Linked DNA regions of Homo sapiens: region 2 is linked to region 1. A link is an interaction called in ENCODE POLR2A ChIA-PET data of the cell type or tissue named here. Cell type or tissue: PC-3. All regions are shown on one strand. Region 1 holds the start of CEND1 (cell cycle exit and neuronal differentiation 1). Region 2 has its middle 1.6 kb from the start of IFITM5.

Region 1 (2,500 bases):
CCGCCCGCCGGGAGCCCCCCGCCTTACGCGTCCTCCGGCCTCCCCGGGGCTGCGCGCTCCTCCGCGGGATGACGGCGGCTGCGAACGCGGAGGAGAGCTCGGGAGTTTCCCACAATGCACTGCTCCCGGCGCAGGAGGGCGGGGAGGGGGAGGGGCGACCGGGCCCCGCCCCGCCGGGAACCGTGGGATCCGCAAACCCAGCTCCGCCTTAGATCCAGGGGTAGAAACTTAGGGTCCGAGAGAGCAACTGCGGGGTCCAAGTCCCATCTGGGACTGCCAGAGGCAGGAGGCGGGTCCCGCTCAGCATCCCCTCTAGGCCAGGGTGCCCCTTGGTCGGTGGGTGACGGGTCGGTGGGTGAGGGGTCGGTGGGTGGGTGCGCAGGCCTAGCCCTGCAGTCTGAAGGGAGCCAGTTATGGGAAGAGGGGACTGCCCTCCCCCGCCCCCAAACAGACCCCCAGACAGACAGCAGCATCTACTTAGAATATTTATTTATTCTCTGACATGACAAGACACAAAAAGTTACAACTTCTTAAAACTCTTCAAAAGAAAAAAATATAATTCTGTAAGCAGCAGCAGCAGCTTCCAAGGTTCTGATGTGACGGGAGGGGCAGCTCCCAGGAGCAACCGTGAACTGGGGGGGTCCAGGCCTGAGCCCCAGGTAGTGTCGCTGGGAAGGGGCCTCTGTGGAGGGCCCCGGTTTTGGGGACACAGCACCAGCACATCAGGGTCTGTCACCAACACGATCACATGGCCAGGGCGGGGCAGGGAGAGCTTCGGCTCACAGCAGGGATCGCCCGGTGGCAGGGGGGATGGGGCTTCTGAAGTGTGGTCAGGGGCCTTATGCCCGGAGGCGGGAAGGATGGGGCTTCTGCAGTGTACCCAGGGGCCTTATGCAGAGGCTGAAAAAGGAGGGTGGGCCCTGAGAGGACTTGGGGGTGTGGCAGCTCCTGGCCCTCCCTCCAGAGCAGGGCAGGCACCCTCAGGCTCCACACTGGTCCCAATGCCCGCCCTGCTCCCTGGCCAATCCCAGGCCAGGGTGGAGGACTCAGGAGAGACCAAGCTGGGTAAGTTAGTTCCTGGACGGGGTCAACAGAGCCTGGGGCACACACAGCACACAGAGCGCCTGGCCACGGCGGGAAGGGGGGCAGTCCCCAGCAGCCCCATCCCCAAGGGCCAGGCCAGATCCCCACAACACACACACGCATGCACACACACATACACACACACATGCACACAGACCTCACAATCTGGGCCCCAGCCTGGGGTGGGAGCTGAGGAGCCCACCAGAAAGTCCCACAGTGGGTGGCGGGCTTGCCCCAAGAGTCAGACCTCAGGGCAACCCCTCACTTGGGATTCCTGGCTCAACAGAGAGGGCAGGAGACCCCAGTCCTCTTGCAAGGCTGGCCAGGGAGGCAGAGTCAAGTCCTGCCAAGGCGACAAGAGCGGCTGGGGAAGGACGGAAGGGCTGGAGAGCCGCTTGGGTCCAGCAGATTCAATAAATAGGTTTGTGTGGGGTGCCTGTGTGGGCCAGGATGGCTGTGGAGACTGGAGCTGGTGGACTGGGGGTATGGTCCAGCCTGCCCGGCCCAGGCCCGGGGGCCCCCAGCCCAGAGACCAGCTCTGTCCCTGGGGGTGTTCAGGCCAGGGCAGGATTGGGGCAGGGGCTAGCTTGAGGAATGTAAAGATTTCTGCATTTTCTACATAAATGAGACATTGATCCCAACGGTGCAGGCAGCACCCCGGGGGGCTTGCGTGTGCACCACCTATGTGGACCCTGCACCCTGCCCCCTGCTGCCCCTGCCGACGGGAGGGCTGGGGAGGGGTCTTCCCTTGCTCCGTCCTGGGCTAGCTGCCTGGCTCCAGCCCCACACCGGCCCTGCCCAGCTGGCTGGGGTGGAGCGGGTGCTGGGCTCAGGCCTGGGGGTCCTGCAGCAGCCCCAGCAGGGACTCCGCGATGCCCAGGAAGTAGACCACCTGTGCGATGCCGAAAAGGGGCGCGATGACCAGCGCGCGGCAGTAGGCGCCCTTCAGGAAGGCCGAGGGGCCCTCGTGCCGCAGGATCTTCCTGTGGAGGAAGGACGAAAGGGTCAGCCCGGTACGCAGGCCCCCAGGCCCCACCCGCCGTGGGACCTCCCCACCTGGCACAGTCCAGGATCCCAGAGTAGGTGTCCTCGTTGACGCCTCGCTGAAGTGACTGGAGCCGCGTCTTCACCACTGCAAGGGGCGCTCGGGTCAGTGTGAGCCTGGCCAAGGGCTCAGTCCCGCCCCATCCCCAGCCGGGCGCCATCCCATGCACTGACCATCACAGGGGTTGACGGCCACAGCGGCGGCACTCCCAGCCACACAGCCGGCCAGGAAGGACACGTAGAAAGGCGACTTCTCCTCGGACGCCGGGCGGCCCAGCTGGTTCAGGTTGGCAAAGAGCGGGAAGTACACCACAGAGAAGGGGACATCCCTGTGGGGAGGGAGGTGGCCGTGGGGACAGGAGGTGGTGGGGTG
Region 2 (2,500 bases), 490 kb before region 1:
TGGGCCTCATAATTCAGGGATGTACAGGAGCCCCCTCCTCAGAACCAGAGCTGCTGAAACTGCAGCCCCTTCATTCCCAGAACTCAACTCTGCCCCTAACACTCTCAGAGCACCAGCGCCAGGCCCTAGGAGCGCAGGCATCCCTGCAAGGGGGACAGGGAGGGCGGCTGTCGGAGGAGGGCGCGAGAGAGAAGGAGAGAACCACATGGGGGGAAAGCCAGGGGGTGCAGCCTGTTAGGAGCCGGCAGGGGAACCCCCAGGGACCAGCAACAGCTGTTAACACTGGTGTCGGGATGCAGGGAGCCTGTGGGCTCCTGTGGTGGACACTCCCCTCAGCCTCCTCGGCTGCCCTCCCTGATCCCAGAATGTCTGTGGTGAGTGGTCCTGTTTAGGGCTCAAGGTCCGCCCCAGTCTTGTCTCTGGCTGTAGATGCCTGTGTGTGCTGACGACTCACATTTATGTCTTCAGCCCAGACTTCCCCCCAAAGACATTGGCTTGGTCCCCAGCTCTGGACACACACACGCAACTCCTGCTCTGTGGACCTCCACCCACGTGCCAACAATAGACCCTGGATCCTCCCTCCCAACCTCCTCTGCCAAGCCTTCCCCGGAGCAGTGGTGGCAACTGCACCGGGCCAGAAGGCTCAGCTTCCCCGTCTCCCAGTCGGCCACACTCCTGAGTGCCCAGGACCAAGCTGCCCTCCCTCCTCCAGGACGCACACTCGCCACCTGCAGGGGATGGTTGGGTGGGGGGTTCCTTGCTGCTGTGCTTGAGCCTGTGAACCCCAAATATCTGAGACAGGTCTCGGTTAATTTAGATTATTTTGCCAAGATTGAGGATGTGCCTGTGACAGCCTCTGGAGCTCCTGAGGATCTGTACCCAAGGTGGTCGGAGCACAGTTTGGTTTTATACATTCTAGGGACACAGGAGACATCAGTCAACATATGTAAGATGAACATTGGTTCAGTCTGGAAAGGCAGGACAATGCAAAGCAAGGCAGGGAAGACTCGAAGTGGGGAGGCGCTTCCCGGTCGCAGGTAGATAAGAGACAAAGGTTGCATTCTTTTGAGTTTCTGACTTGCTTCTCCAAAGGAGGCAACCAGATATATGCATTCACCTCAGTGAGCAGAGGGGTGACTTTTTTTCTTTTGTTTTTGTTTTTTTTTTTTTTTTTGTGAGACAGAGTCTCACTCTGTCGCCCAGGCTGGAGTGCAGTGGCGTGATTTTGGCTCACGGCAACCTCCGCCTCCCGGGTTCAAGCGATTCTCCTGCCTCAGCCTCCCGAGCCGCTGGCACTACGGGCTCCCGCCACCACGCCCGGCTAGTTTTTGTATTTGCAGTCGAGACGGGGTTTCACCATGTTGGTCAGGATGAAAAAAGCTAACTCTGTAAAGTATTTAAAGAGGTTTGTCCTACGCCGAATATGACTGACCACGGCTCATGATACAGCCTCCAGAGTTCCAGCAAACGTGCCAAAGGTGGCTGGGCTACAGCTTGGTTTTATACATTGTAGGGAGACAGAAGTTGCAGGCAAAGACATAGATCAATACAAGTGTCAACGAAAAGAGTCCAACTCTGCGAAATATTTGAAGAGATTTATTCTGAGCCAAATATGAGTGACCATGGCCTGTGGTGCGGCCCTCAGGAGGTCCTGAGAACATATACCCAAGGGGCTCAGGGCACAGCTTGGTTTTATACATTTTAGGGAGACATGAGGTATCAATCAAATACATTTAAGAAATACATTGGTTTGGTCCAGAAAGGCGGGACAACACAAAGCTGGGGGTGGGGGGGGTGGGGGGAGGGGCAGCGGTGTTCCAGGCTATAGGTGAGTTTAAACATTTTCTTGTTGACAATTGGTTGAGCTTGTCTAAAGACTTGGGATTGGTAGAAAAGGAGTGTTCAGGTTAAGATCAAGATTGTGGCCGGGTGCGGTGGCTCATGCCTGTAATCCCAGCACTTTGGGAGGCCAAGGCGGGCAGATCACAAGGTCAGGAGTTCGAGACCAGCGTGACCAACATGGAGAAGCCCCGTCTGTACTAAAAATACAAAATTAGCCAGGCGTGGTGGCGCATGCCTGTAATCCCAGCTACTCAGGAGGCTGAGGCATGAGAATCACTTGAACCCAGGAGGCGGAGGTTGCGGTGAACCGAGATCGCGCCATTGCACTCCAGCCTGGGCAACAAGAGCAAAACTCCATCTCAAAAAAAAAAAAAAAAAAAAAAAAAAGGGCCAGGCGAGGTGGCTCACGCCTGTAGTCTCAGCACTTTGGGAGGCCGAGGCGGGTGAATCATGAGGTCAGGAGTTCGTGACCACCCTGACCAACATGGTGAAACCCCATCTCTACTAAAAATACAAAAATTAGCCAGGCGTGGTGGTGGGTGCCTGAAATTCCAGCTACTCAGGAGGCTGAGGCAGGAGAATCGCTTGAACCCGGGAGGCGGAGGTTGCAGTGAGCCAAGATCAGATCGTGCCATTGCACTCCAGCCTGGGTGACAAA

Evidence for each region. Peaks named below come from ENCODE experiments on the same cell type or tissue, not always from the same donor. Only the 100,000 strongest peaks of a DNase experiment are listed, where the experiment ranks them.
Region 2: POLR2A ChIA-PET joins it to region 1 with 11 read pairs; 2 of 35 experiments call an interaction of 5 or more read pairs at or near these places.

What each region holds. Positions count from the first base shown.
Region 1 is chr11:790,003-792,502 of GRCh38, forward strand. It overlaps CEND1 (cell cycle exit and neuronal differentiation 1), which reads right to left and starts at 88. Exons shown (of 2, transcript NM_016564.4): 1 at 28-88. It overlaps SLC25A22 (solute carrier family 25 member 22), which reads right to left. Exons shown (of 10, transcript NM_001191061.2): 8 at 2,302-2,456; 9 at 2,140-2,215; 10 at 473-2,066. The coding sequence ends at 1,913. RefSeq lists a silencer at 1-228. In PC-3, no CTCF peak of the experiment used is centred here; no DNase peak of the experiment used is centred here.
Region 2 is chr11:299,883-302,382 of GRCh38, forward strand. No RefSeq gene overlaps it. Among named protein-coding and RNA genes, the nearest start is that of IFITM5, 1.6 kb to the left of the region's middle. In PC-3, no CTCF peak of the experiment used is centred here; no DNase peak of the experiment used is centred here.